Linked DNA regions of Mus musculus: regions 1 and 2 are each linked to region 3. Evidence: chromatin loops called from intact Hi-C (ENCODE). Cell type or tissue: heart. All regions are shown on one strand.

Evidence for each region. Hi-C counts contacts between places; a loop is a spot of excess contacts. Peaks named below come from ENCODE experiments on the same cell type or tissue, not always from the same donor. Only the 100,000 strongest peaks of a DNase experiment are listed, where the experiment ranks them.
Region 1: a loop joins it to region 3, with 3 times the contacts of the local background. A loop is called at or near these places in 11 of 42 quality-filtered maps.
Region 2: a loop joins it to region 3, with 2.2 times the contacts of the local background. A loop is called at or near these places in 11 of 42 quality-filtered maps.

The regions. Positions count from the first base shown.
Region 1 is chr17:35,086,764-35,091,763 of GRCm38, reverse strand. It overlaps Abhd16a (abhydrolase domain containing 16A), which reads right to left and starts at 2,473. Exons shown (of 20, transcript NM_178592.3): 1 at 2,308-2,473; 2 at 1,339-1,395; 3 at 676-742; 4 at 107-193. The coding sequence starts at 2,439. In heart, CTCF peaks have their summits at 2,543, 2,743 (motif pointing right) and 3,368 (motif pointing right); DNase peaks (open chromatin) are centred at 993, 1,403 and 2,513; H3K4me3 peaks cover 1,651 bases; H3K27ac peaks cover 1,608 bases.
Region 2 is chr17:35,119,729-35,124,728 of GRCm38, reverse strand. It overlaps Csnk2b (casein kinase 2, beta polypeptide), which reads left to right and starts at 3,437. Exons shown (of 7, transcript NM_009975.3): 1 at 3,437-3,607; 2 at 4,202-4,284; 3 at 4,873-4,975. The coding sequence starts at 4,213. It overlaps Gpank1 (G patch domain and ankyrin repeats 1), which reads right to left and starts at 1,777. Exons shown (of 2, transcript NM_032460.2): 1 at 1,070-1,777; 2 at 1-509. The coding sequence starts at 1,743. The coding sequence ends at 65. It overlaps Gm20522 (predicted gene 20522), which reads left to right. Exons shown (of 3, transcript NR_168268.1): 3 at 1,491-1,994. In heart, CTCF peaks have their summits at 2,464, 3,267 and 4,469; DNase peaks (open chromatin) are centred at 259, 1,257, 2,558 and 3,318; H3K4me3 peaks cover 3,380 bases; H3K27ac peaks cover 2,222 bases.
Region 3 is chr17:35,019,465-35,024,464 of GRCm38, reverse strand. Vwa7 (von Willebrand factor A domain containing 7) reads right to left here. Exons shown (of 17, transcript NM_138582.1): 6 at 4,608-4,803; 7 at 4,325-4,494; 8 at 3,205-3,317; 9 at 2,838-2,954; 10 at 1,632-1,817; 11 at 968-1,100; 12 at 701-853; 13 at 523-615; 14 at 1-295. Among named protein-coding and RNA genes, the nearest start is that of Vwa7, 5.4 kb to the right of the region's middle. In heart, a CTCF peak has its summit at 2,074; DNase peaks (open chromatin) are centred at 554, 1,024, 2,124, 3,134 and 3 weaker places; H3K4me3 peaks cover 1,633 bases; H3K27ac peaks cover 3,600 bases; H3K27me3 peaks cover 468 bases.

The DNA of each region.
Region 1 (5,000 bases), 67 kb before region 3:
GACTGTCCTCAGTTACTCCCTACAGGGCCCAGCCCCAAACTACGTCTGCAAAAAGTGCTTAACGCTTATCCAGTCACAGATACAAACCAGGCTCCTCTCTACCTACCTCGGAGGCAGGCCACCCCTGCAAGTAGCAGCAGCAATGTCCCGGCATAGTGAGAAAATGGCACCACTTTGGACAAACTCAAGTAACCTGGGAGGGAAGAGGGACAGTTATGAGACGCTCTCACAGGACCTCTGAGTGGTTCTCCCAGCTTGCCCACAACCTCTACCCACACTCTGTCTTTGGGTTAGCCATTCTATCAGACCAGCAATTCTCAACCTGTGCATTGGGAACCCTTTGGCAAACCTGTATCTCCAAAAAATATTTATATCATGAACCATAACAGTAGCAAAATCACAGTTATCCAGTAGCAACGACATGATGTTATGGTTTTGCGGGGGGGGGGGGGGTGTCACCACGACATGTGGAACTGTGTTAAAGGGTCGCAGCACTGGGAAGGTTGAGAACCACCAGCTTATAGGGCAAGACTCCTGGTAGAAGAGGGAAGTCAAATATGCCGTTCTCACAGGATCACCCCCTTTCTCTTCGGGGAGTAGATTCACTGGCCAATGACCTGCCCGGTTTGTCCCCACCCACACACGCCCCACCACCACCTTTGGAACCACACTGACCTTTCCTGTATAAGTAGAAGAAGGCGAAGGGAGAGGAGTAATAAGAGATGGACCAGAAGACTGAAGCCTGCAGCAGAGACACAGACAGGCGATCAATACGCCTGTGCACACACACGCTGTTCTGCCCTCTCCGGGCCTGGCTCTGACACCGTGCACACAGTAGGGACCCAAATATTTGTTGCCTCATAGTGTGTCAGAGTACAGTAACGGAGACTGACACAGATTCATGGCGTTGAAAACACCAGCCTCTCTGTCTACTCAAGTTAATCAAGCCTTCCCAGTTGGCCCCACTCAAGAGAGTCCCAGGTTTTGTCCCCAAGAGATGTGAGAACATCACCATAGGAACTCTGCCAGGGAGAACAGCTGTCTCTGCAGCCACAGAAGTTAGTTGCCAGGGAGGATAGGTCACTAGGGACTGCAAGACTCAGAGACCTGCAGCCGATCCCAAAGGTAAATTTGTTATCCTTAGGGCTCAAACTGCTCTGGAAAAAGCTTATGGTACACAAAGGGGACTTCCTAAGGGAGAATGCCAACGGTAGGCACTTGGGATACGCTGGTCCTCTGTGCAAGCTCTGCTGTACAGGGCCCAGAGCACCCCTCACCTCCTGGGGTGTTGCCTTCTCCAGGGCTGGGTTTGACTGGCAGATGCTGGGACTGACTTACCAGTGCCAGGATGCTGTCTGCATGTTTCTCCAGGGCCCGAGGCTGATAATACGTATCCTGCCAAAACAGATGGCCTGTTAAGGACCTTGCCAGCTGACAGGCCCTTCCTCCCTTCCAGAAGCCCTAACCTGTGTCACCTGGTTCTAGCCTCTGTGGCCATTTCTCCTGGGATACTCCTGTTTCTGCTGAAGCTTCAACTCCCCCCCCCTGACATTTCACCCCTCACCCTGAAAGCAATCACGGGGTGCTAGGCTTGGAAGCAAAAGTGAAAGCAGCATTTGGAAAACCGGTCCTTTTTTTCCCCTGAAACTCCATACAGATATGATTGTGTCACTATGGGGAGAGGAGTAAAATTGAAAATGAGAGACTCCATGACAATTCTAAGAGGGAAGGAATAGCATTTGATGTAAGTCGATTCCGGGAAAAATGTCGCTAAGTGTGGGCACTTCGGAAAGCCTCCTAAACATAATTTGCAACCAATAAAAACAAAAACATTTTGGAGAGCAAACTACCACCCTGAATGCAAGACCCTGGTTTTCAGGCTAGGTTTGGGGGCACAAGGCGCACAAGTAAATACATGACATGAAGTCATTTTTGAAACTGAAAAGTCAGGTTAAAGAGAAAGTCAACAGATCCTGGGAGAAATTGGGAGTAGGTGGGCAAAAGCCAGTGCGCGCAGGGGACTCCAAACTCAACTGGGACCAGCCATTCGGGGGACGCGGAGGGGGAAAAAAAAAAGCAAGCGTGGTGGTGGGTGTGAGGAAGAGTTCCTCCAAAGCCGTAAAGAGAGGCGGCGGCTGGGCCCTGCGTGACTGGGAGGGGGCCGGGAAGCGCCCGCAGGCGGACTGCGTGCGCGACCGCCACTTGACAAGCGGGCTCCCCCGTTTCCCACAGTGGGCGCGCCGGGCGAGCGCAGCGCAGCGCGGTCTGGACCATACCATGCTCTCCGCCGGGGGGAACCCGACTCACCCAGGAGCTGGACGAGGCGGCGGGGACGGCAGTGGGAGTCTCGGGGACGCTGGACGCGGCCCGGTCCGTGTCCCTCTCCCGGTAGATCTTGTAGAGCCGGGGGCCGAGGACGCAGCTCAGGAGCTTCGCCATAGCCCCGGCTCGGGCCGCTGTCCCTCGGCCTCAGGTCCCCGCCGGCCCCGCCCGTAGTCTCCTGGGCGCTGCGTGCGTGCCTGTGTGCGTGCGTGACGTCAGCACGTATCCGCTCGCCCCGTGGCAGGGTCCAGCCTGACGTTCTCGCCACGAGAGGAGTGTTCAGCGCAGTGGGCGACGGTCTACAGTTAGTTAGAGCTGTTCTGAATAGAGAAACTTAAGAAAATGAATGCCCCAGGTGGTTACTTTTTTTTTTTTAAAGATTTCTTTATTTATTATGTGAGTACACTGTTACTGTCTAGAGACACACCAGAAGAGGGCATCAGATCTCATTACAGATGGTTGTGAACCACCATGTGGTTGCTGGGATTTGAACTCATGATCTTCGGAAGCGCAGTCAATGCTCTTAACCGCTGAGCATTTCTCCAGCCCCCACATTTTTTTTTTGGTTTTTCGAGACAGGGTTTCTCTGTGTAGCCCTGGCTGTCCTGGAACTCACTCTGTAGACCAGGCTGGCCTCGAACTCAGAAATCTACCTGCCTCTGCCTCCCCAGTGCTGGGATTAAAGGCGTGCACTACCACGCCTGGCTTCACTTTTTTTTTTTTTTTAAACCCTATCCCTTAATGTCAGCATGTTCTGGAACGATCACTGGGTGAGAGTAGGAGCATTTGACAAGAACTTCAAGAAAAGAGGCTAGTGTCTGGATTTGTAGCTCAAGTATAGAAAACTTTGCTTAACATGCTGAAAGCCCTGGGTTACACACACACACACACACACACACACACACACAGATCTAGGGATGTATCCATTAGAAGAAATAGCAGGATTCTTCTGAAGAATTCTATTTAAATTTTTTTTTATTTTATGTATATGAATACACTGTAGCTGTTTTCAGACACACCAGAAGAGGGCGTCTGATCTCATTACAGATGGTTGTGAGCCACCATGTGGTTGCTGCTGGGACTTGAACTTAGGATCTCTGGAAGAGCAGTCAGTGCTCTTAACCACTGAGCCATCTCTCTAACCCAAGAATCTTTTTTTTTTTTTTTTAAGTTTTTGAAAGAAGTAATCTGCCCGATGTAGTGCCACATGCTTTTAATCCCAGCACTTGAGAGACAGAGAGAGATGGGTGTGTTGACAGATTGGCCTCTTGAGTTCCAGGCCACCCTAGTCTACGTATGTAGTGAGTTCCAGGCCACTCAGGGCTATATAGAGAAACCTTGTTCAAAGTGCTAGGATTGGTGGTAAAGGGCTCTGGCTGCTTTTCGAGATGTCCTACATACAATTCTCAGCAACCACATGGTGGCTTACGATCTGATCCCCTCTTCTGGCATGCAGATATACAAGCAGATGGAGTACTTATATATGTAGAAATAAATCTTAAAGTGCTAGGAGTAAAGGCATGCATCACTACCACACCGAATCCCTTCCCCTTTTGTAAAGTTACATTTGTGTGTGTATCCATATATGTACACAGCCTGCATGTCTGAGAGTTTTGGATTAATGCCATTGGCAGAGGAGATTTTAAGGCAGCCTCGTATTGATTCTGTCATGTGCTTGTCAGTGGTCACTCTTTTTTTTTTAATTAATTATTTATTTATTTATTACATGTAAGTACACTGTAGCTGTCTTCAGACACACCAGAGGAGGGCGCCAGATCTCATTACGGATGGTTGTGAGCCACCATGTGGTTGCTGGGATTTGAACTCAGGACCTTCGGAAGAGCAGTCAGTGCTCTTAACCGCTGAGCCATCTCTCCAGCCCGTCAGTGGTCACTCTTAATGCAGACCTACAATGAAAAGGGGCAAGCCATTAAGCAGCACCCTTCCATGGCCTCTGTAGCAGCTTCTGCCTCCAGGTTCCTGATCTGTGTGAGCTCCCATCTTGTGTTTACTGGTGATCCATGATATGAAAGTGTAAGCCCAATAAACTATTTCCTCCCCAAGTTGCTTTGGTCATGGTGTTTCATCAAAGCAATATTAACCCGAACTTAGACACTTTATTAGGACTCTTGGTTTTTGTTTGTTTGTTTTCCAAGATGGAATCTCACTTTGTAGCCCCGGCTGTCCTGGAACTCACTATACATAGATGTGCCCAGGGGTGCCACCAGGCTGGCCTCAAACTCATAGAGGTCCGCCTGCCTGTGCCTCTCGAGGGCTGGGATTAAAGGTGCATGCACCTCACCTGCCTTAGTGAGGGTTTCTATTGCCGTGATGAAACACCATGACGTGAAGCAACTCGAGGAAAAGCTTAACTCCATCTTCCACCGCCACATCACAGTCTGTCACTGAAGGGAGTCAAGGCAGGAGCGCAGGTAAGGCAGGATCCTGGAGGCAGGAGCTGATGCAGAGACCATGGAGGAGTGCTGCTCAGGGGCTTGAGTAAGCACTCTGTGCTTTCTTATACCATTCAGGACGATGTGCCCAGGGGTGCCACCATCCACAGTGAGCCGAACCCTCCTGCATCACCAACCAAGAAAATTCCCTGCAGACTTGCCACAGGCTGATCCTACGGAGGCATTTTCTGGATTAAGATTTGCTCTTCCCTCGGTGTCTTTCTG
Region 2 (5,000 bases), 100 kb before region 3:
GTCCAAGTGTCCAAGTCAGAGGCCCAAGTCCAGCGAGTGACAGACCAGGGCCAGTCCATATCAGTCAGAACTCGAGGTTCATGTACAGTCTTAGATCTCGCTCCCAGGCTCTGCCCTTTTCTTCTTGCCTTCTGTTCTCCCTCTGACTCAGTGTGGCAACTCGAGGGACTCTCTCTCTCCCAGACACAGCCCGGGTATCCCGCGCTGCAAAGTGTGTGACTCGGGGTTGGGGTGGGGATCTATAACCCAATCCTTCCTGGTCCCTCTTGAGGATAGTGGGGATAGGGTTGGCACGGCCTTCACCCCGGGGTCCTAGCCCCATTCCTGGTTCCCAGCCACCTCTCAGCAGTAGCCTGAAGCCAGGACTGGAAGTGGGCACCCCAAGGGGAAGGTTGGAGGGCTGGGGTCTCCTGGACAGTGACAGCAGGTGAGCAGTAGATGTGTGGTGGTTGGAGTCTTCAAAGTGGGCACCACAGTCCTCACAGAACTGGGACGAGGAGGGGGTAGATCTGCAGAGAAAGAAATATGTTATAGGGGAGGAAAAAAAAAGATGAACAGAGCCTCAAGTTGTTCAGGCACCAGGCAGAGCAGAGCAAAGTACTTTTTGCCTTTCTCCCAATGTCAGCAGCATCTTTTGGTTGTATCTTGTCTTGGAAAGGGGCCCCAGGGTCTTCCCAGTAGGGAATATTTGGAATACTGTCAGGTAGGCCTCAAGCTCTCAGGAATAATGAGTAGTGCTGGCATTTATAAAGTGCAAACTGTGTGACAAGCACCATCCCATCCTACCCCATCTCTTTCCACATTAACCTACTGTATCTTAACACCCCTTTGAGGAAAAAGTCTTAGCCCCAATTCTCAGACAAGGACTGAGATTTGCAGACTTTAGGCTGGCACTGCAAATAAATGGAACCAAGATTCAAATGCACAAAGACCACGCCCATTGTTACTCTATGACTGAATATGCCAGAGGATGAATAGCCCCCTTTAGCTGCTGTGGGCCCTTAGTATGAGGTGCCCAGGAAAGGAAGAACACAATAAAGATGGGTGTAAGTGAAGGCTCCCTCCTCACCGGTTCTGGTTCTCAGGGCTCCTTGTCTCTCCATGACTCTCTCTGACCATACGGGCTACCTCAGGGAAGCCTGCTTCTTCAGCCAGCTGGGCAGCATCTCTGCCTCCCAGGTCACAGACTCCAACCCAGGCAGCTCCTCGGCCCAGGAGATAGCGCACAGCGGCGCCCTGGCCTGCTCGGGCAGCACACATCAAGGGAGTCCACCAGAAGGCATCACGAGCATTGATATTCCCTCCAGCTCCCCCTGCCTCTTGGGGTTCTAGCAGCCTCCGGAGTTCTGTCAGATCCCCATTCTGGGCTGCCAGCAGGATCCACTGGGCCATCCTGTCTTCATCCTCAAGTGCTCTTCCTTGTCTGGGGACTCCTGCTGCTGCAGGCTCCCTAGTCACTCTTCTTCTCTTCTTCTTCCTCTCCCTCATAGGTTCAGCTCTCTGGGGCTTAGAGGAACTACTGTCATCTGCGATTAGAGCCTCATAGAAAGCCCGGGCAGCAGCCCCGTCCAGGACAGGCTCTGCTTTCTCCTGCTGTGGTTGCTGCTGCCCATCCTTCCAGAGGTCACTGGAGTCAGCCGCTGGGGTAAATTCGATGAAGGATGGCCTAGACATGCCTGTGAGAGAAACAAGAAAATGAAGACTGGGCAAGGCAAGGATGTGACAAGCAAGCGATCCAACCATTCAGGTAGCTATTGTGAAGATGACCAGCACCACCTCTGGGGGCCCGCTGAGATGGGAAAGCAGCCTAGAACTAAAATGGGCCTCCCATCCCAAAACTGACTTCATAGTTAGGATTCTGTGGAGCCCGGGCCTCATGGGTAAAAGGGACCCCAGGAATAACAACAGATCCTGTCACGATGGGATGGGTAAAACAGACCCCAGGAACAACAGATCCTGTCATGATGTTAATAAAATTTCATGAGGGCATAGTAGATATGAATCTGTGTAGAATGCTTGTTTCAAATTTGAGAATTCTAGATTCTATCAATAACACAGAAAAGAAAAAGGGTAACAGGAAAAAAATATTCTACAAGACAGTTGTTAATGGGTTCTGTATTCAACTCCCATCTTCCTACAAACAAAAATGCCAGGCTCTCTCTGAAAACATTCCGCTAACACATACAGGAAATATAAGGTCGACACCCCCCCCCCTTTTTTTTTCGAGACAGGGTTTCTCTGTATAGCCCTGGCTGTCCTGGAACTCACTCTGTAGACCAGACTGGCCTCGATCTCAGAAATCTGCCAGCTTCTGCCTCCCAAGTGCTGGGATTAAAGGCGTGCGCCACCACTGGCCCGCACAGGTCGACCTTTTAAATCTTGCTCGATCTTATCTAGGGGTCCCCTTTTCCCAGATTAAAAACAGGCATGACATTACTCCGGGAGGTTTCTGGGGAAGCTGCATTGTCACTTCTGTACCGCAAAATGTCGCTCTTGTAATCTGTAAGATTGGATACAATCAAATAGCCACAGGGCAGAACGAGGCATGCGCAGGAGCAACAACAACAAAACATCCATAAGGTTCAAGTTTCCCGCGCTAGAACCTTTTCTAGCATCCTCGTAGTAAAGCATCGCGTGCCCAGTAGCGCGAGGACCCAAGGGGGAGCCTGTCGGTTGGGGTCCTGCTTTTACATAACGCCCCCACAATGCCCTTCGCCACCCTCCGCGTTCAGAAAGACTCTGAGGACACAGTGGGGAGACCTGTGGGATGCCGAGGAGCTGTGAGATGAAGTAACATCACGGTTACCCCTCACCACTGCTCTGAGCAGGGTTTGAAGAACAGTCAGGGTCATCAGCACAACTCTCTACCCCAGCTCTGAGGAGATGGAGAAGTACAAAGGGACAAGCGGCGGCAGAATGGCTGGCCCCACCTCAGGTTAGCTCGCAGGGCGGTCCAGGTTCTCACGCAGCGTGCACAGCTCAGCGCATCCCAAGCACACCCGACCTAAGTCCCTCACCACAACTCTGCGCATGCCGGAGCCCGAGCGCACTCTGTCGCGGGCCTGGCGAGAGAACCAGGATCCCGTGGGTTGGCCTGGCACAGGGAAGAGGGAGAAAAAAAAGCAAAGCGGAACGCTGAGGGAGCACCGCAGGGATGACAATCAGCCCGAGGACCTACCCGGCAGCTTAGCGAGCCTAACAAGACTATATTTCCCAGGCTTCCTGGTCGGGAAGACCCCCTGCTCCGCTTCCGCTTCCGGTGGCGCCTCGGTTCGCCCCGCCCCCAGGCGGCTTCCTCTAGGGCCTCGCGGCCCTTAGAGAGTCATGCGCGGGTCCTCTTGGGATTGGTAGTTTGTCTTCCCCTCATTTCGTCAGTTTCTCTCTGCCGACGGGACTACATCTCCCGGCGTCCACGGAGGTAGGGGGCGGTTCTTAGCGCCTGCGCGTTGCCCTTTTCTCACCCAAATCCTCACCAGTTTCCAGTGGCCCCCCCCCTCCCTACTTCGTCTGCTGCGGCCGGGTCGGCTTTTTGCGCTGTAGTGGTCTCTGCGGTTCCTTGGAAGCACAGCTCCCCTTCCCCGCCCCAGTCCCAGTCCCCGTCCGGCCGGTGAGTGTGGGGTTGTCCCCGCGTCGAGTCGCCCGTCCCTGGGCGCGGCACTCTGGTTGGAGCTCCTCGATGTGGGGGCGACGAAGGAAGTGACCGGGTCGGTAGCCGAAGGAGGTCGGGGGCCCTGGGCGAGAGGAGGCGGCTTTTGGGGACGCTCGTGAGACCCACAGAAGTGTGGTGCCTTCGCCAACCCTGCGAGTGCAGGAGAGGCCGGCTCTGTTGGGGAAAATGAACTTCGGAAGCCTTGGGACAGGCGCCAGGAACATGCAGGCACCTGCGGTGGTGGGGAGCCGGAGCCGAGGGCCCTGTCGCGGCTGACATGGAGGGGAGAGGGGCCTGGCTTTGAGGAGCGCCAGGGACGAGGGTCACACTAACAGATCAGGACCTGTCATTTTCTGGAAAGTAGCGAAACTTATTGCCAGCACACTGCAAGGGGGCTGAGGTGAAGGAGAGAAGCTTGGAGATGCTTCAGAGGCCGGGATCCTTCAAGCCTGGCTGGACTCAGATTCTTCCGTTGTTGTGGAGAATGTGTGGGAGGAGGGAAGAGACAAGAAACAGCTTGGTCTCCACTTACTTAACGCTCTTCTTTCACAGCGGACATAAAGATGAGTAGCTCTGAGGAGGTGTCCTGGATTTCCTGGTTCTGTGGGCTCCGTGGTAATGAATTCTTCTGTGAGGTGAGTTTAGGTCGGCCAACTCCACATGCCCTCGATGTTTTATTTTATGTTGTTTGAGAGCAGATTTCGACGGAACTCACTATGCAGCCTAGACTGGCCTTGAACTCCTGGCAGTCCTACTTCCTCAGTCTCCTGAGTGCTAGGATTTCAAGGTTTTGTCAATATGCATGGCTAACAGAGGTACCTCTGGGTGACCACTAGGATAATTAAAATATTTCATGTTAAAGTTGGGTAATGTGCAAAGCCCGGTGGCTTCAGTAGAAAATTACAAATGCCTTTCAGAAACTAAACTGTTTAGCCTTCATGATTCCCAAGTCTTCAACTCAGAGAGTTTGCTATCCCCAAGAAGATGGCAAGTGCGGTTTCTAAAATAAGCTTGTGTCGAAGCTGAATAATGTCTATGTCTTTGCTGGAGATGGTTAGCCTTAAAGAAAGGGCCTGCAGTTTTTATGAGACTTCAGTACCTCTGCAGAATTGGGAATAGGACACGAGAGGTGACTTGGCTGAGGATAAGACATCTCTTGGGCCCAGGTGGAAGATGGGCCTTCCTATATTATTTTCAACCCCTTGGCTTCCCTGTGCCCGTAGGTGGATGAAGACTACATCCAGGACAAATTTAATCTTACTGGACTCAATGAGCAGGTGCCTCACTATCGACAAGCTCTGGACATGATCTTAGACCTGGAACCTGGTAATGTGCCCTTAGGGTTGTTGCT
Region 3 (5,000 bases):
AGCACGGGGGCCACACTGCAAGGCTGGGGCGCAGTCCTCCGCAGGCTCTCTCCCCCTCCACCCTGGCCGACCAGCTCCAGGGAGAAGGGAGAAGAGACTGACAGCAGTGTGGGTGGTAGAGAGGCAGCAAGGAGGCCTCGAACGGGGGGTCCCACGGGCTCCAAGGACACCCGGCCCAGCTGAGTGCCCTCTGGGACCCTTCGAAGGACAACATGGGAAAACTGTGGCTGGCCACCCACAAGCTTCTGTCTAGAGGTGAGCCCTGTCACTTCTACCAGCAGCTGGGTCTGGAGACCTGAGGTGAGAGGGAAAGGAGTTGGTCTGCATGAAACTGTTGGAGGTGCAGGGTAAAAGGAATGTCTGGTCTCAGCTGGGCAGGGTCATAGGAGTGCACCACGTGAGGCCCATGAAGCTGGACTCTCCCTAGCATGCTTTACTCATCAAACAAGGCACACATGTGTTCATTTACACACAGTTACACTGCAGCAGACCAAGGGGGCAGAGGTCAGGGAATAGTACTACCTGCAACTGGCTGAGTCAGGGGGTAGAGGCCAGGGTGGGGTCCATCCTCCACAGAGATACCGAAATGAAAGAGGAAGTCCAGAGAGGTCTGGGCTGGGAGGGGAAGCAGTCTTAGACTTTGTGAGGACCACGGCCACCACGGCTCACCACTGCTGTGCCTAGGAACCCTTCTCCTTACCTTGTACTCTCACCCGGGGGGTTCCCGCAGCTGCTACCTGGATCTCCCAAGTCCCTGTCCGAGGAGGGTCAGTCATGGTCACCGTCCAGAATTGCCCAAAGCGACGAGTGTGACCCAGAGGACCTATGCCCTCCTCTGGGCCCTGGGACACCCCTTGGATGGGAACAAGACACTGTCACATGAAGTAATTCTTTTCTCTCTGCACAGTCCTTCTCCTGTTCTCCACTCTTGAATCTTCTGTCTGCCTTGAGCCCCACATTAGAATACCTGCAGGGCTCTTGATCCAGAAGCTACTGATGTCCCCGTGCATCCGGACTGTGACCTGCCAGAGCAGACTGTCCACAGAAAACACACACGGCTCCCCAGGGGTGAAGACAGGGGGATCCAGGGGAAGAGTCACCTGGAGATACGATCAGGTCCAAAGGAGAGAAAGAGGGAAAGCATGGAGGGAGGTGGAAGCAAAGGCAGAGGAGGGACATGGGAAGACTGCCTCCCACAGGGAGGATGGATGTCAGCGGGCCCTGCATGGACCAGGGACTGTGCTTGGAGGTGAGGGGTTTAGAATGACGTCATCATTTCTTGTTCCCCCTCCAAAGATGATGAATAGATAGATCTCTGTGAGTTCAAGGCCAGCCTGGTCTACACAGTGAATTCCAAGCTAGCCAGGACTACATAGTGAGACCCTGCCTCAAAAACAAAACTAAAAAACCAACCAAACAAACAAACAACTGATTTCCTATGGCAGCCCTAGAGGCCAGGGTGCAGTTATTGACATGAAAAGAGGGTGGAAGGTAAGAAACCAGGGATGTCTGGGAAGAGAAGAGTCCCTTCCTGACTTCTGTCAGAACTCCTCCTTTGAGAAGAAGCACACAGCACCTCAGACCTCAGCTCTGGCTAAGGGCATGGCCCCCTCTAGCTTCCCCTCACTCACCAGACCAGCCATGCTCTCCCCAACAATGGCAGCCACATCCTGGATGTACTGGTCTTTGGTGAAGATCACCTCTCCCCCTGATGCCCGGGCTATTGCTTCATATGGTTCAAAACGCAGAGGAGACAAGGCCTCTCGCCGTCGTCGACCCCCAGTCCTCGATGGGTCTTCAGTTACTAGAAATGTCACCTGTGGCCAAATGACAACCCAATGCTTGGTGTATCCAGGAAGCTCAGCCTGCATTGTTTTTTTGTTTTTTGTTTTTTTGATTTTTCGAGACAGGGTTTCTCTGTATAGCCCTGGTTGTCCTGGAACTCACTCTGTAGACCAGGCTGGCCTCGAACTCAGAAATCTGACTGCCTCTGCCTCCCAATCAGCCTGCATTGTTAATGAAGGTCCTTCTGCCCCACTTTTTCTAGAGCTGTCTGCCCCCTGGCTGATGCTGATGTGGTGGGTGGGACCTCCCAGTGAAACAGCCCTTGGGAGAGCTCTAACCACACCTCGGAAGGAGTTTCCCAGAGATTCATTTCCTGGCTTTGTTTTAATTCTGTCTTTATACATACTGGCATTTACTTCTTGTGTGTTGTACTAAGGATTAGACCCAGTGCATCAGATTTAGACACCACAGAGCTAGGCCCGCCCTTGTTTGCCTGATGCAGAGGGAAAAGGTCCTTGTGCTCACAGATAAGCTCTGCAGATACCGGGAATGAATGGTTGTCTCCTCAACGGAAGAGATGTCTATCCTCTGGGGAAGTGGGAGTTAAGAGCTTGTGCTCTGTGCTATCTGTAGGGCCAGGCCTCACCGAGTCTTCCAGACTTCGGGGTTTATCTCAGACTCTTCCTCCCTAGGCCTTCCTTATCTTGAGCATTGTTTCCCAGTCTTAAGTAGGAAGTCACATGTCCTTTGCAAAGCTTTACTGTGACAAGTGTTACCAGGAAACCTTTCCCCAGAGTTGCACTGGATATTTAAAATGCCTAAAATAAACCACCCAGGGTCAGATTCTAGATGTTGAACCTTCTTGCTTCACTTGTTTCTGTCTACCCTGGTGACTGCAGAGACCCTCACAACGGGTTCTCTGAATGGCTTATTGGATCCGTTTAATAAGGGCACGGCCTCCCACTCTGTTAAAGATGCGGGGCGGGGGAGGGGGGTGACCTCCCATGAGGCCGCTCTCTTTCCCATACTCAGGTTGCTAGCACTGCGCTCACCCTGCAGCGCCTCTCCCGAGTCAGGGATTCCACCCGGTTGGTAAGAAGAGCATCCTTGGGTGAGGCATCAGTGAAGACAAAGATGTCAGAGAGGGGAGGGGTGTGCAACAGGGCTAGCTGGCCAGGAGAAAAAAAGGCTCATGTTTAAAATGGTGGGCAGCAGGGTAGAGCCAGGGAGGGCAGAGCGCAAGGGAGCATGACCCTGGAAGGAAGCTGATGGAACCGAGGATAGAGGATGGGAGGATGGTGAGGGGGTTGGGGGAAGAGAAGGGAGCCTTGCTAGCTCTTGGCTCCCCCTGGTGGCGGGGCCTGGAAGGGCAGGATAAGAGGGAAAGGGAGAGGCGGGAGAGGGAAGGAGAGTCAAGACCTCCAGGGCAGACAGGCACATCTCTGGCTCATCTCCACCCCCCAAGGCATGGATCTCGTTGAGTTTCTGCCAAAAGCTGTCCGGGTCGCTGGTTGTAAAGACGGGGCCAAACCCTGGGCAAGAGGAAAGGAAGGTCAGGTGGATGAGGAGAATAGAGGCCATGAGGGAGCTGTGAGCCTCTACCCCGAGGTGGATACCAATACGGAACACCAAAACCCAGGTCCTCTGCATGAGTAGCAAGTACTCTTAGCTGCTGAACCATTTCTCCAGTCCTCACCTTTAAAATGTAATGAGAGAAAAGGATAGAACTCACCTGAGAGGCTCCTTGGGAGAACTGAATGAGCCCTGCATTTGTAAACGCCCGGACACGGTACTATGAGGTTATTGACGCATGTGTCCACAAGCACACACTAAGTCCCTACTTAATATCAGACACTACCCCCTGCAGGAGTTCTCCATCCAGGAGGATTAAACCAGGCATGCACGCACTGGCCGTTTTATAGAGGCTATAGCACAGAAGGATTAGATGGCCAGCCCAAGGGTGCAGTAAGACCAGTAGAGCCAGGCCAGGTAAGCTGACTTTGGGCTCAGTGGGAAGATGTAGGAGTGGTACTCTCTAACCTCCCCATACACCTTCATCTTATCTCTGACCTCAGCAGCAGCCTGGGGAGCCGGCTCAGCAGGTAAGAGTGTCGCTGCCCTGGGGCAAGGACCTGAGTTCCACTCCATATTGGGTGACTCGGGACCACCAACTCCGGTTCCTGGGGATCTGACACCCTTTCCTGTCCTTCATACGTGTGCATACGCAGACCAACATGAAAGCGAAACAGCCACCCATGGTTTAAAACAAAATGAACCCAAAAGGCATATTCTATTAGCACAGAAGTCTAAGGAAGCCAGAGGCAGGTGCCTAAGCAGGCACTGGACTTGTGAAACCGCCCCCTACCATTTTAGAGATAGCAGAAGCAGCTTATTGTCTACATGGACACAGGTACCCAGTAGAGGCTCACTCAGGACAACAGGTAGAATGGCCCTGAGGCCCACCTCCTCACCAGAGGGAGGTCTCCAGCCTCTGTCCTGGGCCCTCCTTCCCACCATCATCCCTGTAGACCACCGCTACCTGGGTCGTGGAAGGGCACTAGGATATAGAAAACAGGCTCCATGGGGCTGCCTTGACGCTGCTCCACAATGCGGCGAGCCTGGATCTTGGCTGCGTTGATTTCCTCGCCCATACTGCCTGTGGTGTCCAGGACAAAGCTCAGGCTGGAAGCTGGGGTGATGTCCAGCAGCCTGTGGTTCAAGTCAGAGGAGCAGTGAAGTTTCCGCATTCGTCCCCAATGCCTCAGTTCCCGCAGGCAGGAGCACCGACCCATCAGGGAACCTGACTCCACGAGGCCACCCACCTGGAGAAAGCCTTGTCGCCCAGGCGGCTTCGCAGGAGGCTGAAGGCCTCGATGGAGGCCAGGAGTGCCACTTCTGCAGCCTGGAGGTGCAGCTTATGGTGCGGGGAGAAACTTGGGGATGTGCTGTCCTTGTTGATGCCTCCCCGGGGTGGCTGGGAGCTGCTCTGGTCAAAATGGCCCCCATGGCTACATTTCCCTAGATTAAGGGAAGAGATCTGGCACGTAAGAGTCAAAGGCTCGGTGCCTACTAAAGACTGTGGGGACCCTTTCTGACCTGGTTTGATTTTTCCACCCCTCAGCACGATAGCATCAGCACTTAGTGACATTCTGTGTGCATCTAGAGTGGTCAGAGTCTTTCTCTGTATCCATTCCCCAACACTGCCCAGGCAACAG